Regions from separate parts of the Homo sapiens genome. Here region 2 is linked to region 1. The links are chromatin loops, found by intact Hi-C in ENCODE. Cell type or tissue: heart right ventricle. All regions are shown on one strand. Links, peaks and the distances in the headings refer to the core of each region. The heading gives the core; the rest is flanking DNA.

Region 1 (15,180 bases), core at 4,346-12,345:
TAGTCAGCTTGGTCCACATGCTGTTTCTCAGCAACTTATCAGCCCAGAGCCACTGCAGATATTTCAACAGATTTCTTTTGCTAGTCACCTGAAACTGCTGCCCAAAATTTTCTATTCTTTTGAGACCACCGTGTAGTATACCTGTCTCACTTTGGAGAAATGTCTATTCAAATTCCTTGCATATATTTAAATTGGGTTATTTCCCTTTGTAATATTGAGTTGGAAGAGTTCTTTATATATTCAGAATAACAGTCCATTACCAGATATATGATTTTCAATGATTTTCTCTCGTTCTGGAAGTTTTTTTTTAATCTTCTAATTGGAGTTCTTTTGGAAGCACAAAAGTTTTACATTTGCATGAAATGAAATTAAACTACCTTTTATTACGCCATTTGTGCTACTGGCTACAGGGAACGAGGGGTGGGCAGGAAGCCCCCTGGAGTCCCTGACTCCCTCCACAGCAAGTCAACCAGAAAATCAATTCAACATTCATACATGCATGTTATCTCACACACACACACACATGCACACACACAGAGACATGCAGGCACAATCTCTCACACACACTCACACCACACAGGCACACACATTCACAGAGACACACATACACAAATGCATGCAGAAATACAGACACAGCCATGCACATACACGGGCACACAAAAAGACACACAGAAACACATGGGAGAAACTGCGTGTCATCTTGAGAGTTGTCATGTCGAGCCCATCCTGCCCACACACCTTTCACCTTGGGGGCTGTCTCCCAGCTCATGAAGGAGTTCTGAAGCCATCAAGCAGGCAGTCACTGTGTGATCTGAAACACTCAGACAGCTCCTCACTCTGATCTATCTTCCTGGTCCCCTTGGGATGAAGCAGCGTCCTGTTGGTTTTCACTGCAGCAGAAGAGAATCCTCCCCCAGGGCAGAACTGCTGGGCCACCAGAGTACCCCTCTGCTCTTTGCCCTCAGGGCATCTTGATCTGCAGGGTGGGAGGAACTGCCCCAGTCCTCAGAAATGAACTCTTTATGGATTCCTCTTCCACCATGATGTCAATGTCTCTTTTGTCTTCTCTAGCCCTTGGCTGTGGATCCCAGGTTGTGTGCCAAGGAGCTCAGGGCACAAACTCGCTGTTGGCAAACCCTCTGGGCTTATTGAAATATTTGAAAGATGAACAGTGCCATCTGCTGGAAAAGACTGGAAAGTACCAGTCCAAGGTATTTCATAGTTCCAACATCAGACTATGCACCATTACAGGTTACAGGTATGCACCACCACATCTGGCTAATTTTTGTATTTTTAGTAGAGACGGAGTTTCACCATGTTGGTCAGGCTGGTCTCAAACTCCTGACTTCATGATCTGCCCACCGCGGCTTCCCAAAGAGCATTTTTTCATGTTCGTTGGCCACTTGCAGGTCTTCTTTTGCAAAGTGTCTGTTCACATTCTTTGCTTATTTTTTAATTGGAATTTTGTTCCTGCTTGTTGAGTTGTTTAAGTTCCGTGTAGATTCTGGATATTAGAGCTTTGCCAGATGCATAGATTGCAGATATTTCTCCCATTCTATAGGCTGTTTACTGTGTTGCTAATTTCTTTTACTGTGGAGAAGCGCTTTAGTTTAATGAGGTCACATTTGTCAATTTTTGTTTTTGGTTGCAAATGCTTTTGGTGTCTTCATCATGATATCTTTGTCAGGCTGTATGTCCAAAGTGGCATTTCCTAGGTTATCTTCCAGGATTTTTATAGTTTTAGGACTTACATTTAAATCTTTAATTCATGTCGAGTTATTTTACATATATGGTGAAAGGTAGAGGTTCAGTTTCGTTCTCCTACACATGGCTAGCCAGTTATCCCAGCACCATTTATTGAATTAGGACTCTTTCCTCATTGCTTTTTTTGTTGATTTTGTTGAAAGTTAAAAGGTGTGAAGGTTTCTTTCTGAGCTGTCTATTCTGTTCCACTGATCTAAGTGTCTATTTTGGTACCAGTACCATTCTGTTTTGATCACTGTAGCCTTATATTATAGTTTGAAGTCAGGCTATGTGGTGTCTCTGGCTTTGTTCTTTTTGCTTATGATTGTTTTGGCTATTTGGGCTCTTTTTTAACTCCAAAGAACTTTTAGATTAGATTTGTCTAATTTTGTGGAAAATGACATTGGTATTGATAGAGATAGTGTTGCATCTATAAATTGCTTTTGGAAGTATGGCCATTTTAGCTATATTGATTCTCCAACCCATGAGCATGAAATATTTTTCCATGTATTTGTTTTGTCTCTGATTTTTTTCAGCCATGTTTTGTAGATTCTCTTTTTCCACACAAAGTCTGGCAGAATCACTCATTTATTACTCCATATCATGGAGGAAAAATGAAATAACATTAATTCTCTACTGAGTAATACAACAAAATTCTAAACTCAGTAGGTTTTTGGGAAATATAACTCTTTATTTAAATATCAGTACACAGCAATAAATTACTAAAGGAAACAATCATTAATATAAATTTTTTTCTTATTAAATAATTAAACAATTCTCTTTCAGGACATGGAAAGAATCCCTGGAGGTCTGAAGTCTAACATGATTGTTTTACTGACAATCATGTCAGTAATGAAAGAAAGAAATCATCATTCAAAGAAGTACTTGATTTTCCAAACAAAAAGAGAAGAAAGAAAATGTTGACATATCTTGTTTAGTCAGCCAGAACTTTAAGTGCAGGAATTCCATCAGGTAGCACCAAGAGAAAATTGCATAATATGTTAGGAATAATCACTGGTTAAATTGTTGGCAAAAGGAATCAAGGCAGTGAATGAGCTATTGGGTCCATGGTGTCATCATCATCTGCTGGAGGCTGCTGGACATACACCGTAGGTGGTGGGCAGCTGGCCAGACAGAAGGGCGAGGTTGATCAAGACCGTGCTCACAGGGGCTTTTTGGTATCATCTTTAACCTTCAGAAAGGACCCAAATGTTGGTTTAAGAGGCAGAGAACCCGGATCACTTTTCCACGGTAATCTTTCCCTAGTCACTCTATGTCTCAGAGCCCCCTGCACTAAGGGACCTATTTTTCCCTTGAGCCCCAACCCTGGCGACTGCAGCTTGGACCTACCTCTTTCCTCCTTTGTCACATCACAGAGTCAGCCCAGGCCCTGCACCTGACCAGGGGATGGAGTGGAGGGGCCCACAGGTCTGAAGCTGGTAGTGATGGGTCCGCTCCCTCACTCAAGGCCCTCTTTATCATCTGATGACAGGGTCTAAAACATGGCAAGGGGTGGGACAGACTTCCAAAGAGAGGGCTCTGTATTCCTGTGCCCTTGGCCTTTGGTGGGCCTGCAGGCAAACATCCTTCTTTCCCCTTCTTCTTGAGCATCACCTCACACTGGGAGCAGCACCCATAGTTCTGAAGGTGACTGTCCCTGTTCCACCTTTTCCATTCCTTATCCAGCCCAGTGGTGCCCGTGGAACCCCAGCAGCAGCTCAGATGCTCCTTCCTCTGAGTCCACTCTGCTCCTGGCAGGGCTATGACTGGGCTCAGGATCTGGGGTGTGCAGGAGTGTGATGGCAGGGGAGCTGCCTCAGGGCCCAGACTCAAACCCCACGGGTACATGGGACTGACTTTTTAAAAATCCTTCTCTTGAGCAGCCTCTACTCTTCACCTTCCACCTACTTTCTGTGGGAAGGCAGCCCTGCACTCCCTCCTTTTCAATTAGGTGTACCAAGGCTCTCCCAGCCCCCTCCTCCTGGGATTACACCCAGATCTCTCTTAGCCTCAGAGATGGAATCCCCCTTCCCCTGTCACACCTCATGTAAAGCTACCATGATGCACCTAACCCAATTAAGAGGACTGCCCATGTCTGAATTCCTGCTGCCTGCAGGCCACACACCCTTCCTGAATAGGAACCTGCTCTGAATCAGGCCTGAACTTGCTAAACCTTCTCAAGCTCAACAGACCCTGAGCCTTGGTATGGGCCCCTCCCTTTCCCTCTGGACTCTGAAGGTGAGAAACCATCAGAACTCAGGGCTGAGCTGCCCAGGTCATTGCCAACATTGCCAACAGGCAACACAAGGTCTCATTCACCTGTCTCATGTTAGGATGAGAAGGTCCCAGCCACGGGGAGGGGCGGGACTCCGGGAATTCTCTTTCCCCATCCTGCCTCCTCACCCACCTGCTCCTTGCTCCACTTCCAATTCTGCCCACAGTACCTGTCACTCTAAAGGACTCTCCTCAGATGCCAGGGAGGATGAAGCAGGGGAGGATGATGAGGAGGCAGCAAAGGATGAGGGTGGTGGCTGTGGCCCTGAGTTGGGTTGTGCCTGAGGACATGGCGAGTGGTGCTGAAATGGAAACACAAAAGTGACAACCCTTGTCCAGGCCCCAAATCTGAGGAGACACCTCCTCAGTTCCTGCCACCCTAGGTCATCCTGGAAGGCAAAAGTTTTGTCCCCTCCCCCCTGGTGTGGGGCAGCCAGTATGACAGGTCCTGGCTTAGGAAGGGAGACGGGGTGTGTCTTGTCCTCAGGGAGCTCACACAGCTGCTGAGGGAAGCAAGGTGACAACACACCCCACCCTCCTGCTGTGGGGGAAGAGGAGGTGATGCCCCAGAGTTGGGGAGGGGAGGATCTCTGGCTGGTGTTGGAAGTGGTTTTGATGGATTTCCAGAACCAGACCAGGGAAAGGAAAGGAAAAGTGATTCTCAAAAGAGGAAACACTAAGGAAAAAGTTCTGAAAACAGTGACACCTGCAGTTTCAAGGCTGGTGAGAAATCCACAGTGTGGGGAGCAGAAGCAAGTGCAGTGAGGAATAGGAGTCAGGAGGGAGAAGGAAGAGGAGGGTGGGAGGGCACAGGCATGCCAGTAACCCCAGGAGGAGGGCCCGACGAGGAGGTCATTTTAACATAAACGTGTACACTGGGATGATTGAAGCTGAACTCAAGAACTAACTTCTTGAGATCCCCATTTCTGATCTCATTTAAGATCCCCGTTTCTTTTTCTCCTGTTACCTCCTGCACTTGGCTCCAGGGTGCTGTCCATGCCCATCAAGAAGTCCTCAAGCCATCCTATGCAGTCTCCCATTGAGATGTAATGGAAGGACATGGCCACATCCTTGTCATTCTCCCACTTTTCTTTCATCTTTCTGGCTCCAGGATGAACCGTTGTCCACATTCTCTTCTCTGAGTCAAAGAGTAGGAAGGTCTGTCCATCGATACTGAACTGCCAAGATCCACTGCTGTGTCCTTCAGCTTTCTGCTCACAAGACATCCTTGCCTGCAGGGTGAGGGGTTCTGCCCCCATCAGAGAGAGATCAGCTCTGATCTTGACAAATTTTGCACCCCCATCCTGTTCCCCTTACAATTTGCTGGCCTTACTCTCTCTGCTACATCTTGGCCTTGCCTCTAGACTCTTGAGGGGTAAGATGACCTTCCCATTTGTATTTTTTTTTTTTTTTTTGAGAAAGGGTCTCGCTCTGTCACCCAGGCTGGATGGAGTGCAGTGGCGCGATCTCGGCTCACTCAGCCTCCTAAGTAGCTAGGACTACAGGCGCCCGCCACCATACCCGGCTATTTTTTTGTATTTTTAGTACAGACAGGGTTTCACTGTGTTAACCAGGATGGTCTCGATCTCTTGACCTTGTGATCCGCCTACCTCAGCCTCCCAAAATGCTGGGATTACAGGCTTGAGCCACTGCACCTGGCTTTTTTTTTTTTTTTTGAGACAAAGTCTCACTCTGTTGCCCAGGCTGGAGTGCAATGGCACCACCTCGGCTCACTGCAGCGTCTGCCTGCCGGGTTCAAGGGATCCTCCTGCCTCAGCCTCCCAAGTTGCTGGGATTACAGGCATGCGCCACCATGCCTGGCTAATTTTTGCATTTCGGTAGAGACAGTGTTTCACTATGTTGGTCAGGCGGTCTCGAATTCCTGACCTTGTGATCGGCCCACCTCTACCTCACAAAGTGCTGGGACTACAGGCGTGAGCCACCGTGCCCAGGACCCTTTTGTATTTTTACATGAAAACTATAAATGCCTCTAACCTACCACTGTATCTGCTCCCTGCTGTCCTGGGCCATCTGAAACTTACCCTTGGGTGTGTAATTCTCCAGCTGAATGTCAAGCAGTTGCTCTGTAAGTATGTCCACCACCTCTCTCAGTACTGGGTTCTGTGCTTTCCAGGCCATTGTGACATTTAGTTTCTTCCCCAGGGGACTGACGGGTGTGACTGTCTTGTTGCCACAGTCATAGTGAAGAAAAGTCTTTTCATCCACCTGGCCTTGAACCGCACACCACCGTGGTCCAGGTCTGAACTTAGGGATGACGGTGATGTCATAGCAAAGAGAGTGAGGGTCTGTGGAGAAAGGCAGGTGAGGGGTGGGTGGGGAGGAAAAGACCCCTAGTTAGCCCCCCTCCACGCTGTGTCAATAAGAGGATGCCTCTGGCAGGCTGGGCTGGCCCAGGAAGGAGTGCCCCCTCCAGAACTGTGGTGTCTACAAGTTTAAGGCGAGTGCTCGCCCCTTGCATGAGGACAAGGAGGAGGAGGAGGAGGAAGTCTCTGTCTGCTGAGAAACCACATGTCCCCAGACATGTCCCACTGCCCCTCTGCCCACATCAGTCAACACATGACCTTGCTAGAAAGGTGCCAGGCCTCTCTAGCAAGAGAGGAGGAAGGGCCTGGATGGCAGAGGATCTTCAGCAGTAGCCCACGTGGACTGCGGGAGGTGGGAGAGGGTGTGGGTCCACCCCTGTGGATGCTGGTGCTGGTTGAACAGAGTGAGGATGGAACCCCGTTGGATAAAGAAGAGTTAATTATCATGGTCACAGGATGTAACATGTTGGCAAAGCCCCTGGTGATGGCATGCATCTGCTATGAGGAGGCCTTCCTGAAACCTTGGACAAAGAGATGGTCCACACAGCAAGAAATGGAAAATCTGAAAGTCTAAGGCAGGTAGTGGAGGGAGAGATCACAGGCTCAGAGAAGTGCCCATGCCAGAGGGGTCTAAGTGTGAAAATCCAGAACAATGTCCATCCACTGTGCTTATGGGAAACCTGGAGGACTCCTGTTTACCCAGCATATAAAGAAGGCCCCATGAGAAGGCACCAGAATGGAATGAAGCTTAGGGATGCCTATTGCTGAAGGCCAGGGTTGGGGGTAGGAGATGCTGTTCCTGAAATCTGCTCCCAGAGTAATGGGATGAACAATTCTGAAATTCCAAATTCCAGGTGGAGGCTGTCAACTGTCAGGAGCAAGGAGGGTGCAATGATGGAAATGATTAGAGAAGTCACAATGCCAGCTGGGGACCTCAGTTATACAAAGTTATGCCCATGGCTCATAGAACAAAGGGGTCCAAAGTCCAAAAGAGATGGAAACCCACCCCGGATACTGCTGGATTTAAATAATTACAAGAAACAGAGATAAACCAAATCAGGAGGCTGAAAGTAGCCAGTCCATCAAGAACGAGGCTGCTTTGCCTAATTTGCAGAATGAAGCCACTTCTCAGACCCTGAACCCATGACTATAAGAAGACACCAGTTTCTAGTGAGGAAGGACCCTTTAACCCTGCAGCCAGGACAGTGAGTCCTTGTGGCCTTCTCCAGAGATATTTATGGCCAATAGAGTTTGCTGTGAAGGGCAATTTTGTAAACATGTAAAGGTGTTCAGGGAATATATTCTCCATTGTAACTACTCAACTCTGCTGTTGAAGCTCAAAAGCAGCCATAGACAATCCATGAATGATGAGCGAGGCTGGACCTACCTTAAGTGCCCAATGACCCAAGACCCCCTAAGATCCTAGAGGTACATGTGGTCACAATGTCTAATTGGAGAATCACAACAGAGATTCCATGTGAATATTCAGAGACAAGGCAATGCCACTCACAGCAAGGAAATCGCAACATTAAGCAGTGGCTCCTGTAGAGTACTGCACCTTGGCAGAGATGGGGCCTTTTGCCATGCATATAAAGAAGGCCCCATGACAAGGCACCAGAATGGAATGAAGCTTAGGGATGCCTATTCCTGAAGGCCTCAGAGCTGCCCATTACTGGTGGGCTCCTCGCCCTCTAGGTCATTAGGAAGATAGGCCCAGCAGTGAGAAGATGCAGGTGGTTCTTCTGGGATGGGCAGGAGCAGGGCCACCGGGAACCAAGAAGTTGCACAAGCAGTTGGACCTGATCCCCAGGACACCACGTGGCTGCACCCACTCACCCTCAGCTCACACCTGAGGCTTCAGGGAGGGTACCTGATGGTCCCCATGGATGCCACTCAGCACAAAGGAGGGGAGAATAAGCCCCCAACTATGGGACCCCCACTCCCATCACATCCACACCACCCAGAAGCCACAGGCAAGGTAGGGCCACCTTCTACTTTCCAACTGACATCAGAGACATCACTTGGAGATGACACCCTAGGGGATGGGGCACTGGGACACTGTAATCCCCTGATCTGGGATCAGCAACCTAGGACAGGGTCCAAATCTGGTCCCCCCTCTTTGAAGGTTGCCATTGCCTGCTGTTGCTCTACAAAGGGACAGGACTGGACACAGAGACGGAGAACCCATGGCCTGCAAAGATCACAGGGCATCCTTCCTCCCTTTCTAGAAAGGGTTTGCTGACCCCTGTCTACACAGTGACTATTCTCTATGACGCTGACACCCCCGTAGGAAGAACAGGCGGTCTGGGCCCCAAGGGCAGAAGTGGGTGCCTCTACTCACCAGAGTTCCCAGGGTCATCCTGGAGGAAATGGTGCTTCCCATCCCCCCTGCACAGGTTCTGAGGGGAGCTTGGGGTGTGTTTGTTGGGGTGTGTCCTCAGGCAAGAGGCAGAAGGTGCGACGTGGTGTAGGAGGTGGTGAGGTACCCTTCATGGATGGGGAGACCTCAGGGGTGACCAGCTGGGCTGAGGTGGGCAGTAAGAGGATGTGACCTGGGTGGTGGCAGTGGATGGTGAGGGGAGGGGTGGCGGGTATCTGCTGAGCCCCTGGGTGCAGGTGAGTGTCTACAGGAAAAGTGCGGGGAAAACAAAGGCAGGGAGTCCTGGGGGTGCTGGAGGGTTTGTGTGGTAGAGAGCAGGTGAGAGCAGAGCAGGCTTGTGGCTGGTGGGGGCGTCTGTGATTGTATCCCTGTGGTACCCCCCTTCACCCAGTCCTGACCCCAGCTCTGTTCCCGGGGGGGCTCTGGTTTCTCCTTCCGAAAGGCGGGTGGGACTGCCGGGCTGCACTAGGAATCCGGGCCCCACCTAGCCCTCGCAGCCCTCTGGCCCCTCCACCCTCCTGCCAGCCTCGTTTTCACCCTGCTCTTTTTCGCCCCTACTGGGGCAAGAACAGCCTTGGGGAGTGGACCCGGCGGGAAGGAGCCCAGGAGGGGAACTGAGCTGGGGGCGCAGTTCGGGGAGATCTCCCTTGTCCTTCCAGAAGCCTTCCCTCCTCTGAAACCCGCTGCAGTCCACAGTCCCTCAGGTTTGGCCCCCGCCCCGCTTAGGCTCCATCCACCAGCTCACCGTCTCGCCTAGCCCGGGACCAGCCGAACAGCAGGAACAGAAGCGGGAGGCACAGAAGCAAAGCTGGGATGGCGGCTGCTGCCATTGGGGACCAGGAGGGCTGGGGACAAGAGATTTAATCAAGGTGGATCCTGGAAGATGAAATCACCTCTGTGCTGAAAGGCTGGCTTATATACTGTTAGTTACTGGGGAATGTACCGGGGAATGAGTCACCTCGATTCTGAAAAGCCAGATTTTAATGCTACTGGGCGTAGTCACTGGGCGCGTTCCACCTCTTCGTTTCATTGTCTGGACGAAATCCAGTTTCCATGCTAGTGTCCCTTCCCTTCTTCACCCGCTCCGGCAGCTTGGTGGCCTCGTGCCCGGGCCCCACTCCTGCCAGGACACGATTCCTTCCACGACAGACTCATTTAATCATTATAGCATTTTTTATTAATGGTGAAGAAACGTGCAGAGGAATATTCAGCGGCCTCGGCGTCTCCTTGTCCCCGCCTGGGTCCGCGGCACTCTCCCTCCTTCCGCTTGCGCCGCGGGGTCCCTGGCTCACCCCGCCCTGGGCACAGCCATGGGCCTGTTCGCGTCCCCTCCACTACTTCCCCAGTCCCCGGTGGGCGTGGTTACAGTCCGGGCTGGGTTTTATTTTTTATTTCTTTATCTATTTATGTATTTGGAGATGGGGTTTCTCTCTTATTGCACAGGCTGGAGTGCAACGGCCCGATGTCGGCTCGCCGCAGCCTTGTCTCCTGGGTTCAAGCGATTCTCTTGCCTCAGCTTCTGGAGTAGCTGGGATTACGGGTGCCCACCACCAAGCCCGGCGAATTGTTTGTAGTTTTGGTAGAGATGGGGTTTCACCTTGTTGGCCAGGCTGGTCTCAAACTCCTTTCCTCAGGTGATCCACCCACCTCGGCCTCCCAAAGTGCTGGGATTACAGGCATGAGTCAGCGTGCCCGGCCTGGGCTAGGTTTTATTACAGAAACAGCAGGTAGGGTTTCAGAGGTTCAAAACAACATATTGTATAGTAAACAATTGGTGAAGATGGTAAATTCTATGTTCTATGTTTTTACCAAAATTAAGCAGCTTTAAAAATTATCTTAACAATTTATGTCTTGCTTCTGCTTCACCCAGTGCAGACTGGCCAAAAGGCTGCTCATTAAAATCGAGGACAGCATTGAGGACCTCATCCCTAGAATCTCAACCTGTGACACGCTTGCTGATTTAGAAAGCTCCTCAGAGAGATTACCTCTGAGCTCCCAGTTCAGCAGCCGCCCTGGCCCAGGTCCACCGATGGCACAGGGGGCTCAGCAGAGCAGGTTCAACTGAAAGTTCCTAGTGGTTCCCAACTGTCAGCGCATTCTGCTGGCCTCTTCCCCCTGGGCAAAGAGCCAGCCATCCTTCAAAGCCGGGCACAAATACCCCCTCCCATGTGTGTCCTGCATGTTCCCACAATACAGAACACCCTCCTGCTCCCTGAGACCTGGGTTCACAGTGGGTGCATCCAGATCTCCCTGTGTGACAATTGCTCACACATTTCTTTGCCTCTCTGCTAGAAGCATGAGGTCTTTGAGAATATACTACATCCCTTCCTAAAAAGACCTAGTGAACAACTTGCTCAATCATGTAATCAATTGTGTTTCCACGAAGAGCAGGAGCCGAGGGAGGAGTCTACACACGTGTGGGGTTCACTTTCCAGCACACCAATCCGTGGCCAACCACACCTGAATCCATGGCTGCACCCACACCTCTGCTCAGCCCCTAGATGGTCACTGGACTCATTATCAAAGGGGCAACCCCAAGTGCCCCCTTGTCTTAGTCACCATGAAGGCATCTAGACCTGTGGGCAGAAGGCAGAGGGAGGTGGGGGGCCCAGCGATCCCTGGCTGTTGGGATAAGGAATGGGCAGAGCCCCTGAGTCCCACACTGCCCCCAGCCACTCAGCCTTCTCCCTATTAAATGAGTAAAATAGACACAGACCTTCTTCTCCACACAGTTGTCATGTGGGGAGGATGCACACCTGGTGACCAGCAATCCCCAGAGCCCTGAGGCTGCGGGAAAGGGGAGGAGGCCTAGACCAAGCCCAGGGACTGTCTCTGCTTCTGCACAGGGGGATGGGATAGCAGCCCCTCTGTGACTGTGCAGGGACACAGGAGCCTAGAAGTTTCTGGCCTGATGCACTAGAGCCTCTGTCCAGGAGGGGCCATGTGGAGGGTGGTCTGGAGGACAACAGACACACGGGGGTGGGCAGTTCTCAGATCTGAGAGGGGCAGAGCTTGGCAGGTCCAGGGATCTGTGTGTGAGAAGTGCCTCCCATGCATAGGGCTGGGAACAGGAGCGTTTGAAAGGAGGGTACTGGGAAGGCCCTGGCAGCCCCCACCCCTGAGGCTGGGTGACCTGGGCCAGTGACCGGGGGACTGGGGGAACAGGAGGAAGGCAGAAGCCTGGCAGAAGAGTCCCAGGCAGCACAGCCAGGTGACAGTAGGAGGGGACTCTGTGCACACCTGGGCCCTCCTGCCTCACACCTGCTGCAGACTCTCGGCCACCAGATTCAGGCCAGCCCAGGATGGGGATAGACGTGGCTGAAAGGTGATTATAATGGCCGTGATCTAGAGAGCATGCATTCAGACATGGAAGTCAGCTGGCATTGTGGCTGAATATTCTTGTGCAAGTTTCTTCACCTTTCTGGGCATGGATGTCCACATGTGGAAATTAATACTATGAACACAGAGGAAATGAGCAGTTTATGCCAGGAACCCTGTCCTTGCACATGCTAAGGACTCAGGGAAGGTTTCCTATTTCACATGTGAGCCCTGCCTTCCATAACATCAGCAAAGGCCAGACCCAACCAGATGACAGCTGGAGCCCTGCGATCATGCCATGGCCTCTTCATGGCCCTGGGGGCTCTTTGAATGGGTGTAAATGAAGGCAAAGACTGGACCCAGAGAGGACGGTGGTTTTACTCTCCATCACCAGGTAAGCCTAACATGATTTAAGGGTGGCTGGAGGCTGAGCAAATGACTGAATGAATGAGACAGTTGTGGGAGTGAATGGGGCTCAGGGGAAAACCCCAGGTGCAGAAGTGGAGCTGGAGTGGAGGTTGTAACCCCCAGAGGCCTGAAGGTGAGGATATCGTGGTTGGAGACCTCACTGCTGGCACAATTTGGAAATGTGAATGCCTGCCTGGGCGGCCACAAAGATTTTCCAAGGAAGAATAACTTTGGTTTGCAGCTGGTCTGGGCCCCAGCAGGATAAAATCTAGAAAACATTATTGAAGAAGGACAGCAAGCTGCTCTCTTTAGCCCCTTTGATTGAACCCAGAGGGTACAATTGTGAGTGGTTGGGGCAGGAAAACCTTGCCCTTTAAACTTTGTTTAAAGGAACGAGCCTGAAATCAGGAATGGAAATGGGAAAAGGAAGGGTCAGGAGGGAAGGGAAGGAGAAAAGAAGGGGTGAGGGGCAGATACAAAAAAAGGGTCAGAGCGATTCCTCTGGATCTGGAGAAAGAGCAGGTGGGTGGGGCGTGGACTGGCTCCAGCTGGTGGTTGGGAACCTGCCGAACCTAGCCCTGTAAAAGCCTGGGGGACGTGGTCGAGACTCAGCATTGCCACTGTGCTTCCTCCTGGGCTGTCCTCCTCCTGGCTCCAGGTTCCCAGCAGCAGTGGCCACCATCACTGTGTTGGTCCTCGAAGGAGTAATGGCAGGAGGAGAGCAGTGAGAGGGCTGGAGAGGGCGAGATGATGGCAAAGCGCCCCCTCTCCAGCCTCACCTGCCCTTGGGAACTGGGAGCCCTGGCCAGCAGCAGGAAGCTGTAGTCTGGAGTGGTGGGGAAGAGGGAGGTGAGGAGGGATGAAATGTTTTCTGGCAGATTCTATACAGCTGGGGCCGGAGAGCATCTGTAAACCAAGGTTACTCTTCCCTGGTCATGTCTGGTGCGGGAGGCGGGGGACCTTGTGTGGCTAGGGGTATGGGAAAGTGGATGGTTCCGCAGGGAGTCAACCCCAGACCCCCGCCCTCAGCAGCCACAGGCCTGCTCTGCTCTCATCCACTCTCCACCTCACAAACTCTCCAGCACCCCCAGGGCTCCCTGCCCTTGAACTTCCCCCTGCACTTTGCTGCAGACACTTACCTGCATCCAGGAGATCAGCAGACACTTCCCACCCCTCCCCTCACCGTTCACTGCCACCACCCAAGTCACATCCTTTTACTCCCTCTCTACCCAACCTTGTCACCTTTCGTCACCCCATAGGCCCACCTCACCCCCAAATCCATTGAAGGAGGCTTCAGTGAGGCAGGCGAATAGGGTCTGGATGTAGGGAACCTAAGGGTGATTTGCTCTGACTTCTTAGAAGTGAATCAAAAGGAGCCCCACCTCTCTGTGCCCAAGCAACAAAAGGACCAGAGGATACTCCCTTGACAATCCGCGACCTCTCCACTTTCAACTCTCTTGCAGATGAAAAGCAGAAATTACCTCTGATTGGTCCCCTTCTGCAACCAGTCTTCAGGTGCATAGGGTGTAACTTTGTAACTTCACTTCAGTCTCTGATTGTTCCCTTGGGCACAGGCCACTCTCTCATTTGCATAGTGTGTAACCAAGTAACCAATGGGAAACCACTAAGGGTATTCCAACACCAGAAAATTCTGTAACCAGCTGCATTCTTGAGGGGCTTCCCCCAGCCAGCTACCACTCGGTCAGGTGTACTTTAATTTCAGTAAGTCTGTGCTTTCATTTTTCCTTTTTATTCTTTCATTGTTTTGTTCGTGACCCTAGGAATGCTGGTGAGTAGAGGCATCCACTCTTCCCTTGGGTCCCAGCCCTGCCTGTTCTTCCTAATGGGGAGCCAGCATCATAGAAAATAGTCACTATGTAAACAGGGGTTGGCAAAACCTTTCTAGAAAGGGAAGGTGGGAGGCACTTTGATCTTTGCAGGCCATGGTTTCTCTGTCTCTGTGTCAAGTTTTGTTCCTTTATAGAGCAACAGCAGGCCAGGACAACCTGCAAATGACAGAGGGACCAGATTTGAACACTGTCCTAGGTTGCTGACCCAAATAAATGGATTACAGTGTCCCAGCAATTGGTGCCCCTTCCCTTAAGGTGTCATCTCCAAGTGGTGTCTCAGCTGCTGGTTGAAGAATCAGAAGTGGTTCCCATCCTGCCTGTGGCTTCTGGGTGGTTGGATGTAATGGCAGTGGGGTTTCATGGTTTGAAGCCTACTCTCCCCTCCTTGGCTGCTGAGTAGCTTCTTTGCTCTATGGAGGCCATCAGGGATCCTCCCAGAAACCACAGCTGTGATCTGAGGGTGAGGGATTGCAGCCATGTGGTGTCCTGGGGAGAGGAGCCAACTGATTGTGCAGCTTCTTGTTTCCCTGTGGCCTTGCTTCTGCCCATCCCAGGATAACCACCTTCGTATTCTCACTGCGGGGCCTATCTTCTTAATGACCTAGAGAGTGAAGAGCACACTCGGTGACAGGCAGCTCTGAGGCTGTGTGATCACTGCCCTCCCATGGCTAAAGGCCCCATCTCTGCCAGTACTCTACAGGAGCCACTTTTTAATGTTGGGATTTCCCTGCTGTCAGTGTCATTGCCTTGCCTCTGTAACACTAACCATCCATGTTGTGATTTTCCAATTAGTAATTGCAACCACAGGTACCTCTAGGAGATTAGGGTGTCCTGGGTCCTAGGATGCTCAAAACAGGTCCAGCCTCCTTCATCATTTATGGAT
Region 2 (15,180 bases), core at 4,558-12,557, 200 kb before region 1:
CAGGGCCAGGACCGTACTTCAGTCGTCATTTCTCTTTGACTCCCTAGCCCAGGGCTTGCCCTGTAGTAGCTATACAGTAAATGCTGGTGAGTGAGTGAGTGGTGAATGAATCGACTTAAAGTCAGGAAAGAACAGGATTGAGGGTGAACAGACCAAAACCCATCTCTCACCTATACAAAGATTTATTAATATAATGACTATAGCTGAATTTCTAAGAAGGCAGTAGCACTTTGGGATCTTATTTAAATGTTGTGATTTATAACTTTTATAAGAAGTAGTTCTGGAACTGAGGAAATATAAGCTCCAGAATGAGCAGAATCAGCACTCCCAGCAAAGCCCTTCTACTGGGTGCATGTGTGGGTGCGTAATTCTGGCAAAGAACCTTCGTGGGCATGTGAACACTCCCCCCAGCTCTTGAAAAAAGTCTTAAATATTACTTCTTTACAAATGGCTTTTAGGCTGGGTGCGGTGGCTCACGCCTGTAATCCCAGCACTTTGGGAGGCTGAGATGGGCAGATCACCTGAGGTCAGGAGTTCAAGACCAGCCTGGCCAACATGATGAAATCCCCTCTCTACCCCTCTCTACTAAAAATACAAAAATTAGCTGGGCATGGTGGCACACACCTGTAATCCCAGCTACTTGGGAAGCTGAGGCAGGAGAACTGCTTGAACCAGGGAGGCAGAGGTTGCAGTGAGCCAAGATCGCGCCATTGCACTTCAGCCTGGGTGACGAGTGAAACTCTCTCAATAAATAAATAAATAAATAAAATGGCTTTTAAAACTGATGCATCTTTTCACAAGTGCCTCTTCTTGGGTAAGGTCTTAGACACAGGAAACTAGCATTATTTGGTGCCCAAAACTTGAGAGTTTAAATTTATTGTTGGCTTCAGTTTGCTGCTGTTAATTGCTTCCATACTCAGGCCATGAATCCCTGTGGTCCAGGACTAGTCCATTTTAAATAGTTGTAAAGGTCAAATATTCTTTTTTTTTTTATTTTTTATTTTTTGAGACGGAGTCTCGCTCTGTCGCCCAGGCTGGAGTGCAGTGGCGCGATCTCGGCTCACTGCAAGCTCCGCCTCCCAGGTTCACGCCATTCTCCTGCCTCAGCCTCCAGAGTAGCTGGGATTACAGGTGCCCGCCACCACGCCAGCTAATTTTTTGTATTTTTAGTACAGATGGGGTTTCACTGTGTTAGCCAGGGTGGTCTCGATCTCCTGACCTTGTGATCCCCCCACCTCGGCCTCCCAAAATGCTGGGATTACAGGCGTGAGCCACCACGCCCAGCCAAGGTCAGATATTCCTTACAACTGAAGTTAATTCTTAAATGTATCCACTGGTCTGTGTCTTTCATAGCCATTACCAACATTTTACTATATATGAGTCTCTATGTTTGGTTTTGGGAATAGAAAAGGGCCCTTACTCTCAAAAGTGTGAAGTCTGTTTGAGGAGACAATTATATAAATATGACAAGACAAACTTAAGTGCCACCTGATTAGTACAGACAGTGCTATGCCTTCAGCATTGTTCAAGCACTGCTCTTGGACTTTACATGTTTATGAATTAAAATTGTAGAATGTTGAATAAACAGGAATGGGCTTTAAGGGAGCATGAATAAATGGGTAGAAACGGAAATAATGGATTTTAGCTAGGCCTAAGAGTTTTTTTTTCTGTAAGATGTGTGTGTGTGTGTGTGTGTGTGTGTGTACAGGTTACAGGCAAGAAAAGTCTCCTTAATCTTTAGTATTCATAATTTCTAAAACATTTCCTTATGTCATTTTCCTTAATAGACATGATTCCTTTACATAATATGAAGGGCAACAATGAAAACATTTCAAAAAGTTTCAGTCTAGTGAGATCATGTTGAAATGAGATTTTTTCTACAGATTTGGTTTTATTAAAGGCCAAATCAAGCTCTCAAAATTTATGTAATCTTGCCCAGGCATGGTGGCTCAAACTTGCAATCTCAGCACTTTGGGAGGCCGAGCGAGGAGGATTGCTTGAGGCCAGGAGTTCAAGACCAGCTTGAGCAACAAAGTGACATCTTGTCTCTACAAAAAAACAAAAATTAGCCAGGCATGGTGATGTGCTCCTGTAGTCCTAGCTACTTGGGGGGCTGATGCAGGAGAATTGCTTGAGCCCAGGAGTTCGAGGCTGTAGTGAGCAAAGCTATAGTGAGCTATGATCATGCCACTGCACTCCAGCCTGGGCAACGAGTAAGACTCAGTCTCTCCCTCTCTTTTTTAAAAACTCTTTTCCTCCACCCTTCTAATAGAAACCTAAGAAGCCTATCTCTTAAAACAAAAACCACTTATATAATCTAAGCCTGAATTATGAATATCAGCTTTTTATTGAGGGTTTCTTTTTTTTGAGTGCAATGGTGTGATCTCAGCTTACTGCAACCGTCACCTCCGGGGTTCAAGCAATTCTGCCTCAGCCTCCCAAGTAGCTGAGATTACAGGCAGACGCCACCACACCCGGCTAATTTTGTATTTTTTTAGTAGAGATGGGGTTTCACCATGTTGGTCAGGCTGGTCTCGAACTCCTGACCTCAAGTGATCCACCCACCTTAGCCTCCCAAAGTGCTGGGATTACAGGTGTGAGCCACCACACCCGGTCGAGGGTTTCAACTCTTTTCCAGTCAATAACATTAGAAGAAAATGACATTCTGGGAGGAAAATAATCCATTAACATTGTTCATGCAAGTGTTTTAAATTCCACTGCCCTAATTTTAAATACTGCCATTGTTCAAAAAAAGTTCACTGTGCAGTGGTGCGATCTCGGCTCACTGCAACCTCTACCTCCCGGGTTCAAGTGATTCTCCTGCCTCAGCCTTCCACGTCACCATGCCCAGCTAATTTTTTGTATTTTTAGTAGATACAGGGTTTCACTGGGTTAGCCAAGATGGTCTCCATCTCCTGACCCTGGGATCTGCCTGCCTTGGCCTCCCAAAGTGTTGGGATTACAGGCGTGAGCCACCGTCCCTGGCCCACTGAACTTTTAAAATTGGTATATAATGTACCTCTATTAAAGCATCTTAAAAATTCAATTGATCTAAAATAGACTGACATCTTTGAGTAATAATGCTCATGAATTTTTGAAGCTATTCTTGGTGTGTGATTGTCAGCCAGGAAACAGCTGCTTAGTTTTGTTTCATTAGCCAGGTGGGTATTTTTGGTTTTCAGCTAAATGTTAACAAATTTTCAATAGTTTGATATTTTACTAAAATATATGAGTATGGTAACTGAACACTAATATTGTAAATGAACTAATGGATTATTTTTAGTGTTCTAAATGGGGTTCAGAGGCTAATACATTATTTTAGGTAAGTGCTAACATTCTTCTAGGTATAAATCATTGCCTACAACTTATTGTGTTCTTAAAGAACTGAACAGTAAAACAAATGGGTTCTGATTGGATTTCAGTTGGATCTCTGGATTCCTCTGACCATTTTCCAGAAAGATGAGTGTTGTGTTCTCACTGAACCTAGCACGTGGCTCAAATAGAGGGCTGGTGAAAGAATCCCACTTGAAGAAAACCAGCTGACCCAAGGGGCCAAGGAATGTTTGTGTATTGTAATATGATAAAAAGGAAATCAGGCCGGGTGGGGTGGCTCACGCCTTTAATCCCAGCACTTTGGGAGGCCGAGGTGGGTGGATCACCTGAGGTTAGGAGTTCAAGACCAGCCTGACCAACATGGCGAAACCCCATCTCTACTAAAAATACAAAATTAGCCGGGTGTGGTGGTGGGTGCCTGTAATCCCAGCTACTTGGGAGGTTGAGACAGGAGAATCACTAGAACCCAGGAGGCAGAGGTTGCAATGAGCCGAGATCACGCCACTGCACTCCAGCCTGGGCGACAGAGCCAGACTCTCTCAAAAAAAACAAAAAAGAGGGAATCAAGTCCAATAATTTCCTTATCCTTAATCCTTCTAATATCATTGCTACAATAATGATTGTTGGTTCCCCACTTCCGGCTTCATCTTTCTGGCTTTTTTTTTTTTTTTTTTTTTTTGAGACAGTCTCTCACTCTTTCTCCAAGCTGGAGTGCAGTGGCGCAGTCTCGGCTCACTGCAACCTCCGCCTGCCAGGTTCAAGTGATTCTCCTGCCTCAGCCTCCCAAGTAGCTGGGACTACAGGCGTGCGCCACCATGCTCAGCTAATTTTTGTATTTTTAGTAGAGACAGGGTTTCACCATGTTGGCCAGGATGGTCTCGATCTCTTGACCTCGTGATCCTCCCACCTCAGCCTCCCAAAATGCTGGGATTACAGGCGTGAGCCACCATGCCCAGCCCCAGCTTCATCTTTTTAACTGACTTTGTGTTGTTTCAGTCAGGAATCTCTGTGAAACGGCCCTTTGCTTGCTGGGAGAGAAAATAGAGTAAAATCTAACTTTCAGTTCCCATATAGTACTGTGCTGTGCTAGGGGGCCCTCAGAACCTCTGAGGCATGCTTCTGTCTGTCCCTCCTCTCACCCCCCTGTTTTTCCTCATCTTTCCACCTCCCTGGCAGAAAAAAAGTTAAAGCTGTGGTCTCACAGATTGCAGTTCATGGTTCTGATTTCTTTTTCTATACACAAATCTCTAGATCATATATTTACAGATTTATCAAGATCTCTAGTTTCATCTGTAGAACTGTTTTGTTTATATGTAAGAACTCTTTTGATTCATTTGGATTTTGAGTATTTGGTCATATGAAATGACTATGAAAATGAAAGAGCACCTTTAAAAAAAAAAGCCCGTACACTATTTTCCTGAGCTTTTTTTTTTTTTTTTTTGAGATGGAGTCTCACACTGTTGCCCGGGCTGGAGTGCAGTGGCACTATCTTGGCTCGCTGCAGCCTCTGCCTCCTGGGTTCAAGCGATTCTCCTACCTCAGCCTCCCGAGTAGCTGGGACTACAGGCGTGTGCCAGCACGCCCAGCTAATTTTTTTTAGTAGCGACGGGGTTTCACTATGTTGGCCAGGCTGGTGTCGAACTCCTGACCTCGTGGTCTGCCCACCTCGGCCTCCCAAAGTGTTGGGATTACAGGTGTGAGCCACTGCGCGTGGCCTTTTTTTTTTTTTTTTTTTTTTTTTTTTTTTTTGAGATGGAGTCTTGCTCTGTTGCCCATGCTGGAGTGCACAATCTCAGCTCACTGCAACCTCCACCTCCTGGGTTCAAGCGATTCTCCCACTTCAGCCTCCCAAATAGCTGGGCTTTACAGGCTTGCCACCATGCCCAGCTAATTTTGTATTTTTAGTAATTTTTGTATTTTTAGTCTCACCATTTTGGCCAGGCTGGTCTCAAACTCCTGACCTCAGGCGATCTGCCCACCTCGCCTCTCGAAGTGTTGGGATTACAAGCATGATCCACTGCACCTGGTCCAATTTCCCTAAGCTATTTTTGTAAAAGTTAACATTATTTTTGTATTAAAATATTTTGAGAAGTTTCCTAAATTTTGAAATAACTTCATAAAAGGATTTAAGCTGAATAATATTATAAATTGATCTCTTTCCAATTTGCAGGGTGATGACATAAGATTTTAAAAACTGATGTGATTTGAGAATTAAAATAAGTAGGAAGGAAGATATGCTTAGACCTAAATATGGGAAATATAGGAGAAGGCTCAGTTCTAACCAGTCAATTCCCAAAAACATTCAGCTTTGGGATGTCGAACCTTATTTTTGTCCTTGGTGGTTTTCTATTTAGCTGGAGAATCTGTGTTTATCCACTAAAGTAGCTATAACTTAAAATATTCATTTTATTTTTAGAATACTAGAATCCAGTAGGTCGGAAAATGGGGACAGGAACAGAAAAGTCTGCAACACAGATGCTTAAAAAGCCAACGAGACGAGAAATTTGTGAATGGCAAACTGCAAACTAAGCTTCTCCCTCTTTGTATTCAGCTTGGGCAGTTCTTTGTTAGAAATTCTCATTCAATTTTAATCTGAAAAGTTGTAGAAAACCTGGAGTCCAGAAAACAAAACATTAAAGTAATTCTGCTAGGAATAAAGTGGCATAATCCATTTTGAGAAAGTAAGCCAAAACATGAAATTGTTTTGAGATGCTATAGTTGAATTTAACAAGGAGCCCAAATTACGGAATCTCAGGCTCAGATGCTGTGTTAAGAGGCATCATCAACATGATGTTGAGGGAACATCTGAAGGTAAGGATGGTGGCTTGTGTTCTGGGGCACAGCACACCTGTTTGTTTACACAGGTGAAGTAATCAACAGAGTTGGCCTTGAACAGCAAAATGGAAAGGGAAATAGAAATATGCATCTCGGCCAGGCATGGTGGCTCACGCCTGTAATCCCAGCATTTTGGGAGGCCGAGGCGGGTGGATCATCTGAGGTCAGGAGCTTGAGACCAGCCTGGCCAACATGGTGAAACCCCATCTCTACTAAAAAAAATACAAAAATTAGCTGGGCATGGTGGCGCACACCTGTAGTCCCAGCTAATCGGAGGCTGAGGCACGAGAACTGCTTGAACCTGTGAGGCGGAGGTTGCAGTGAGCTGAGGTGAGATCATGCCACTGCACTACAGCCTGGGCAACAGAGTGAGACTCGGTCCCAAAAAAAGAAAAAGAGCATCTCTATGTGTGGGTCAAAGGAAAATCTAGTAAAGGGCCATGTGAACAGCCATCAGTAACTGAAGAGAGGTGTTGCTGAGTGGCACTGAGTTGTGGGGCCAGAACACAGGTTTTGAAGTCATTGGGAGCAAGATGAAAAAAATCCTGTTATTTTCCTATGGAAGAGAATGTATTGGGTACTCAGCTGATTTGAAACAGTAAAATGCTGTGGAAGGCTGGAGGAGTAGCTGCTATCTACTAAGAATGAAAGGAAAAAGTAAGTTTTAAGTGTTCAGGAGGAGTTAGTGAGCCTTAGGAAAAGACATGTAAAACACAAGAACATGTTTAAGAGAGAAATTGTGGACACCTTTCCCTTTAAAATTATGTTTCCATTGTCTTAGATGCAGAACTCCTTCAATCAGATAATCTACAGGTAAGAAGATCACTTTTAAAAGTCACATTCAGTCTACCTGATATAAATATTTTGTAGACCTTGATTCTCCTTCCCTCGAGTATGCTTTATGTGGCCCTGGGCATGTCACTTTCTCTAATACTCAATTTCCCCCGTTGTAAAATAGGGTTGGTATGATTGAATCCAAATAATGCAGTAACAGCTCAGTCAATAATAGCAACTTATGATTATATTAAAAGGAAAAAAAGGCTTAATAATAAAATACAATTTATTAAAGGAATCATGTTTACATAGATACAGAACATCTTGGATATTTCAACACCATAGCAACACAAAATTAATTTCTTCATGTATAAAAGATGTGCTGAAAGCTGCATGCCTCATCAGTTTTTATTTTATTGGTTATGGCTATAGTTGACATCTTTCCATATAAAAACAAACTGCACAGCATCACATATAGAGTACAGACATCTTAAGTTCATTCACAAAGTTAATTTTTCTAAACTGCCCTTCAAAAATTTACATCTTTGCTCAATTCTAAACATTCAACAAAATTAGCTTCCCAAGAAACAAAAATGATACCCAATTTCTTTGCTTTTCTAGAAGTAACTTTCCATTTGTTCATGTATTTTGATATGTTATATTCCCCACCCGAATTAAACCCTTTGTTAAAAGAACAACCTACTTTAGGTTCAGTCTAAAAATAAAGCGTACTAGATTCTGGAGTGTTTTTCAAATATTTTAAAATATTTGCCACTTATGGTTAAAAAAAACGTGAATAAGAATATCATGTGAGTGTAGATAGGCACCATACTATACACTCCTCTCAGAATCATTTCTAGAATGTGTATAATCCCGGCGTTAAGTGATGGTGGGAATGATTTGCCTTTAAAAGCCTACAAATTAAAAGGGGAAAGATGCTAAGCTAGATGCTGGTTTTCTGTAAAGATGAATTTGTGAAAAACTGCTTTATGGTCTAGAAATACGTAAGCCTGGCATTAGCTGATGGCACATTCTAACATTTTATAGCATTAAAAAACATCGACTCATTCCATTGGATGAAAGCCATGGTGACATTTTTACAAAAGCTGTACCCAGGAATCCACTCAACGTCCTCTCTTCAATTGTCGTTTTTCATCAACAAAGCCTATATATATATATATAAATGAGTTGCTGTGCTCTCACCATGGAGCAGTGTTGATTTGATGTAATGAAGTATTAAACGTTCTCCTTGCTCTCTTTGCCTTCAACTAAGTTTCTGTTAGTTTTTGGCATGCCAGATTCTCTGCTTCCATCTTGATTTCCTATCTCACTGCATGACCATCTTAGAGCTGTTACTAATTCAAAGTCTGGGGTTTTTTTCTCCCAAAGGTCAGTCTAAGGAGGCAGCCACCTATATGACATGACGTCAGAGGGATTAGGAAGGACCCACACTCACCTTCCCTAAGGCTTACTGACTTGTACATAAGGTTTATAATTTAGGTATACCCACCCTAAGTAACATCTGATTGAAGGCATGAACTTGCTTGAGATCCACTCTCAGAAACAGGTTTAGAGGGGAAAAGAAAAAGAATACTGGGAGCTTCAAGGAGGAAGAAAAGGGCCACAGAACAAGGGGAAGCTGGGCCTATAGCAGTCCAGCATGGTAAGGGGCCAACAGTTGGCTTCTAAAAGGTAATGGGTTAACACAGTCATCCTAATACCACCTCCTGAGATGCTGAATTTTCTCTCAGCTAAGTACACATTTCTATTTTCAGGGACAGCTTACATAAATCAGAATTATATTTTTAGGAATCTTTAATCATGAATTCCTCTCTAAATTTCAAAATATTTTATGACTTCTAAGGAAACTTTTTTTACAATAAATAATAAAGAAAGATTTGGGATTTGCAGAATCTTCTGGCCCAATTAAAAACAAAAGAAGCTGTAAATATCCAGAACTTAATAGATGTATAAATTATAAACAAAACATGTCCCTGCCCCAAGGTATTGAAATTACATTACTATAGATACATCCCATTTATGAGGTAGTCCGATTCCTCAGATGTAATGGGACGAGCTTTTTTCAGTTTCTGTTTCACCAGTCGTAGTCGGCATGCAACCATGAGAAGCAGCAGAGCAGTGATAGCCAAACCCAGCGCCAGGGGTAGCACTGCACCTTTGAGAAGGTTAGACATGAAGAGGGCAAGCCAGTGATTAGTCACAGTGACAGCTACTGGTCACTATATGATACGCGCTTTGCATGCACTATTTTATTTAATCCAAACAAATTGTTATTAGTATTATCACTATTTTGCAGATTAACTAAGGTGTACCAAGGTTAAGTAATTTGCTTATTTGCCTAGGAGGCTGTAAGTTGTAGGTTCAGGTCCCAAACCTAGACTTTTTTTTTTTTTTTTTTTTGAGATGGAGTCTTGCTCTGTTGCCCAGGCTGGAGTGTAATGGCTCAATCTCGGCTCACTGCAACCTCTACCTCCTGGGTTCAAGCGATTCCCCTGCCTCAGCCTCCCGAGTAGCTGGGATTACAGGTGCCTGCCACTGTGCCCAGCTAAATTTTGTATTTTTAGTAGAGATGGGGTTTCAACATCTTGGCCAGGCTGGTCTCAAACTTCTGACCTCGTGATCCACCTGCCTCGGCCTCCCAAAGTGCTGGGATTACAGGCGTGAGCCACCGTGCCCGGCCAACACAGACCTCTTTAAAACCAAATTCTCTACCAGCTTCCTACAAAATTTGTATGGCATCAATGGGTACACATACTACCATCTGATCACTCATATCCAACTGAAATAGGCATTCTGATCACGAAATTTTTTTGTTGTAGTCATTGACTATATTTATGAATTCATACATGATCATTCTTCAACTAAGTATGAACTAACTCCTGATTTCTTGTTCTAGTTAGGGCTTAAGAAATTTATTTCCTTCTAAATCCAGGGAACTGACTCAGTCAGTAGAACCTTTGTTGAAAACTAACTTCCAAATATGCTGGTGTGATTTTGGACATTAAAGGAAAACATTTCTTTAGTTTTTCCTGTGAGGTGGATTCTAGACACCAGAGTAGAAGTAGCGAGGCTTGCAGGAGTCTGGAAGGACAGGGTGTGCCAATATCAGTCTTTTTTATCAAGCTTAGCAGGCTCTATTTTTAGTCTGATCTACTCTGTGGCCAGGCCAGGTCTGGAGATTATATGGTGGAACTGTTTTTAGCTGTAGGGATCTTGCCAACTGGTAGAACTAGAGGAGAAACATCTCCTTTGTGTAGGCTCATTCTATACCATTTGCTCTCATTTATTCATTCATTCTGCATTCATTAAAAGCCTTCTTCCATGTGCCAGACACTGAGCTAAGTGCTGATAATCCTTTTATTTGTAAATAAATACCACCCCCCTCAAGATAAGCTAAGGCCAAGAATACCAGCTTTATAGCTTAAATCACTGAATTCTCACAACCACCACATAAGTTGGTGCTATTATTATCCCCATTTTACAAATGAGGGAGCTAAGGCATCAACAATGAAGTGAGGGCCAGGCACGGTGGCTCAGGCCTGTGATACCAGCACTTTGGAAGGCAGAGGTGGGCAAATTGCTTGATCCCAGGAGTTCGAGACCAGCCTGGGCAACATGGCGAGACCTTGTCTCTACAAAAAATTATTAGCCAGTTGTGGCATGCACCTGCAGTCCCAGCTACTCGGGAGGCTGAAGTAGGAGAATCACCTGAGCCCAGAAAGTTGAGGCTGTTATGAGCCATGATCAGGCTACTGCACTCCAGCCTGGGTGACAGTGTAAGGGCCTATCTCAAAAAAAAAAAAGAGAAGTGAGGCTGGGCACAGTGGCTCATGCCTATAATCCCAATACTTAGGGAGGCTAAAGCAGAAGGATCACTTGAGTCTGGGAGGTAGAGGCTTCAGTGAGCTCTTAAACTGTACTCCAGCTTGGGTGGCAAAGTAAGATCCTGTCTTAAAAAAAAAAAAAAAAAAGACTGAAGTGACTTGTCTAAGATTGTTAAGTGGTAGAGCTAGCAAATAACCCCAGACAGGACAGCCCCAGAGCCTGTGGTTCTATCCACTATGGTACTCTACTTCTACAAAATGTAAATGAGACAGTTTTTGAACGAGTAAGTCTGGGTAGACAGACATTTAAATGGGAAAAAATGCAACAAAGTGTTATACTTACTATGATAGAATTATAGATGAAGCATAGTTGTATTAATAAAATAGGTGGTCCATCTACCTGGTCTGTAGGATTTTTGCCTGAGTGATTTTGATGTATGATAGAGACTGTTGGGTGGCTGAAGGAGGTAAGTTTATTTTTTGACATTTTCAGATTGAGATGCCTATCAGCGATCAGGTGGAATTTTCTCTTAGGCTTTTGGATTAGCTGGGCCTAAATATGTGGGAGCCTTTAGCATAAAGGTGGTAGCTGCAGTCACAATAGGGGTTAGGACAGCCAGAGAGAAAGGAAGAAGAAAGGTGAGCCAGGAACGAGGTCCTGGGAAACACCAGCATTTAGAGGGCAGACAAAAGCAGAGGACCAAAAAAAAACAGAAGAAGACCAGTCAGAGAAATAGGAGGACAACCGCTATAGTAGGGAGTGGGCTTTTGGAAGCTGAGGAAAGAGACGTCCAAGAAGAAAGTCCTCAGCTGAATCAAATGCTAAGGAAATGTCAAGTGAGGTGAAGCCTGGAGAGCCCCCTGGATTTAGCAATTGGTAATTCATTTATGGGAGTACAGAAGATGGAGGATGCTACTTTGTTTCTTTACACATTAAGAAATCTGAACATGATCACAGTCAGGAGAATGAGCCAGTAAAGAAACAGAGATGAAAAACACGGGAGAGCTAGGAGATGATGAGAAATGAACCTGAGGAAATCAGGGGCTTTAGCCAGATCAGGGAGAGACCTTGGAAAGAGGCGACACCTCTTCCTTTAGTACTGGAGGGGAGGAAGAGGGGTGAATGCAACCAGATGAGTTTTTACATTTGGGGGGCAGGTAGCTGAGGAAGTTCACTCCAGACAGTCTTGATTTACTGGGCTTAAAACTGGTCCCAGGTATAGCTGGCCGCCTCTTGAAGACAAGAGGACCTGGAGCTGATGACACACTCACGGCACTTGAACTCTGGTGTATTTTTAGAATCCCAGGTAAAACTCCTGAACAAGATTCTCAAGAACAGTTTGAAAGTGTCTGGTTGCCGGAGGAGGGGATGGGAAAGCTGCTTTAGAGACTGTTAGGTATCAAACAAAGTTCTGGAAGAGGCCAGCATTCCTCCAGAGAATTGTGAAAGATACAAATCGGTGATAACCCTATGGACTGGAATTGGATTCTACGGCTGTCTCATTCCATACACAGCAGTTCTGGAGGTGTCAAGATGGCTGCCTGGTCTCTCCATGCCAGCAGTTTGGGGCTTCAGTAGCTACTACTGCCTCCTAGTCTCCACCTGATGAAAGAAGTTCTGACAAGGCTAAGTGGCCCCAAGGTGTCATTCTCCCTCCACCTTCCTATAAGTTGCATATGTTACAAAGGAACAGGACAAAAAAAGAGACTTTGGTCAATACCCACAGAAAACCCCAGGAACCCCAAATCATTTCTCATGAATTGGACCGCAACACCCAGCCCCAGTCCGGGGGACTTGCTTAAAGATGAGCATCAGCATTTAGGCTAAAGGGTTATGAAGCTGTGGTTGAAGATGCCAATCCCAATGCCGGGGCTCAGGTTTAGCTATGGTAACAATAAAACAGACGAGATCTGGGAAAATGTTCTATTTGCTAAGTCAGATATGAGGCTGCTGAACTGTCTGATCTGATTCCTGTTTAATGCTTTTATGACAAGGAAAATGAAATCTCCCAAAAGTACTTGCCAGAATATTGAAAATTATTCTTGACTTTTAATATTTAGTTGGCTTAGTTTGGATAATTTGAGATTTACAACTTTCTAGCTCCTTCTAAAACACACCATGATGCTATTCTCAGTAACCAGCTAGGGTGATGAATTATGTATTCTGTTCATATGAATGGGGGTGACATTTAAAATATGTAACAGGCTGGGCACAGTGGTTCACACCTGTAATCCCAGCATGGTGGGAGGCTGAGGCAGGAGGATCACTTGAGGTCAGAAGTTTTGAGACCAGCCTGGCCAACATGGCAAAACCCCATCTCTGCTAAAAATACAAAAATTAGCCAGGTGTGGTGGCATGCACCTGTAATCCCAGCTACTAGGGAGGCTGAGGCAGGGGAATCGTTTGAACCCGGGAAGCAGAGGCTGCAGTGAGCTGAGATCGCGCCGCTGTACTCCAACCTGGACAACAGAGTGAGACTCGATGTCTCAAAAACAAAACAAAACAAAAATATGTAACAACCAGAATAGGCAACAGCCAACTAGAGCTGAGACTCTCTGGATACATATGTGTGGGGAGGCAAGAGGCAGGCTGGTTTCCCTCTTCCCTTGATAGGGGACAGGGCCCCTTTTATTCAAATATCTTGGGACAGGCTAAGTCCAGGAGGCCAGCAGACCAAGGGGGTCACCCAGGTACTTGACATCTGGAGTATTCTTAGCTATCTATTGTTTAAACATTATATTTTAATATTGTCCTGATATTATAAATAGGGTAAAAAGAAAGTTTTCTCAATGTTTATAACTTAAGCTTATATTTTGTTCTTCTAAAGCTTCTTTTACTAGTTTGTGGGATTTAAGACTAAAGCCTGCCTTTCTAAAGGATGGTTTCCAAAGTCTTTTCTTCCTAGTTAAAATCAACCAAAATTAAAGAAATTATTGTATTCTTCTTCCACTTAGTAAATATTCTACTTCCTACACCCTTCCCTCATTTCTGTTGTTTTCTGTCTTTGTCACTAGGGCACTTGGAAAGAGAACTAGGTATTCTAAGACCTTTACTCTTCTTTCATCGTAAATAACTGAGTAATAACTGCCATCGTTTCTATATTTGGCTCATCATATGAGCCACACAGTGCATTCAATGCTTGAGATTAATTATCCCATATATTCTTCTCAGCAACCCTATGAGGCAGGTATTGTTACTATCCTCATCTTACGAATGAGGAAACTGAGATCCAGAGAGATAAGATAGCCTGCTCAAGGTCATACAGTTTAGTGGGTAAGTGAGAATTTTTTTTTTTTTTTTTTGAGACGGTCTCACTCTGTCACCCAGGCTGGAGTGCAGTGGCACAATCTTATCTCACTGCAGCCTCGACCTCCCAGGCTCAAGTGATCCTCCCACCTCAGCCTCCCTGGGACTACAGGCGAATGTCACCACACTTGGCTAATTTTTGTATTTTTTGTAGAGACAGGATTTTGCCATATTGCCCAGGCCGGTCTTGAACTCCTGAGCTCAAGCGATCCTCCTGCCTTGGCCTCCCAAAGTGCTGGGATTACAGGCGTGAGCCACTGTGCCCAGCTTTGAGCAAGGATTTGAATTGTGGCATCTGACTCTAAAGCTTGTGTTCTCCCACCATGCCACAAGTATGACATTTTCCACAGGTGTCACACCTGGAAGGGTGTATAGAAAAGGCAGCTGAGGTCCAAAGATGGAAGGTTACTATCAGGAGCCCCAAGACGCAGTGCAATACAAGCAACGAGGAGACAGTTCTTTCGGTCCACTGACGGACTCCTCCTGTCCTGAGCTCTCATGGCCTCAGGGAATATCCTCAGCCAGAGGGCATGCAGTTCTGAGAAGACTACAGTCTGCAAAGGGTTTCCAAGGTGGACATTTACCTGTTTCTGGGGCTGGGTGTTCCCCTCCTCCTCCATCACCCTTTGACTCAAATATATAACTTTCCTCTTTTCTGTTCTTCCCTGAGGAACTACTATCTGCAGAAAAGAAAGAGAACATATATTGAAGGTGTATGCATCAGAAACTTCAGGAAACAAATGTGAAAATACAGCCTTATTTTTTTTTAAGATGGACTTAGAGAAGAACTGTTTATTTCTCTACTAAACAAAGGCCTATGTTTGATAGTTAAGCAGTAAATAACTAAGGTGACCCACTGAATAAAGCAAAGTACGCAGCTAATACGAAACCACCGACAGAGAGAGCGGAAGACACACCCTGCACCGAACTACCACCACGCCTCTTGGAGAAGGGAGATCTCAGGCTAGAAGAGTCACAGGGAGTCTCCGGATATCACGCCATGAAAAGCAGAAACCAGAAAGGTTTTTCTTTGAAGAATAAACAATGGGCATATATAAGGCATTTAGACATGCTCTTTCTCTTTCT

Evidence for each region. Peaks named below come from ENCODE experiments on the same cell type or tissue, not always from the same donor. Only the 100,000 strongest peaks of a DNase experiment are listed, where the experiment ranks them.
Region 2: it touches region 1 in a loop (2.6-fold over the local background); 52 of 110 quality-filtered maps call a loop at or near these places.

The regions. Positions count from the first base shown.
Region 1 is chr6:150,015,921-150,031,100 of GRCh38, forward strand. RAET1L (retinoic acid early transcript 1L) reads right to left here and starts at 9,612. Exons shown (of 5, transcript NM_130900.3): 1 at 9,467-9,612; 2 at 6,060-6,323; 3 at 4,985-5,266; 4 at 4,188-4,319; 5 at 2,414-2,935. The coding sequence starts at 9,551. The coding sequence ends at 4,210. RefSeq lists an enhancer at 1,026-1,265. In heart right ventricle, for the core only: no CTCF peak of the experiment used is centred there; no DNase peak of the experiment used is centred there; H3K4me3 peaks cover 733 bases; H3K27me3 peaks cover 5,507 bases.
Region 2 is chr6:149,811,586-149,826,765 of GRCh38, forward strand. LRP11 (LDL receptor related protein 11) reads right to left here. Exons shown (of 7, transcript NM_032832.6): 6 at 14,679-14,774; 7 at 7,172-9,118. The coding sequence ends at 8,964. RAET1E-LRP11 (RAET1E-LRP11 readthrough) reads right to left here. Exons shown (of 15, transcript NR_182438.1): 14 at 14,679-14,774; 15 at 7,172-9,118. Among named protein-coding and RNA genes, the nearest start is that of RAET1E-AS1, 44 kb to the right of the region's middle. RefSeq lists an enhancer at 4,454-4,503. In heart right ventricle, for the core only: a CTCF peak has its summit at 9,099; no DNase peak of the experiment used is centred there; H3K27ac peaks cover 349 bases.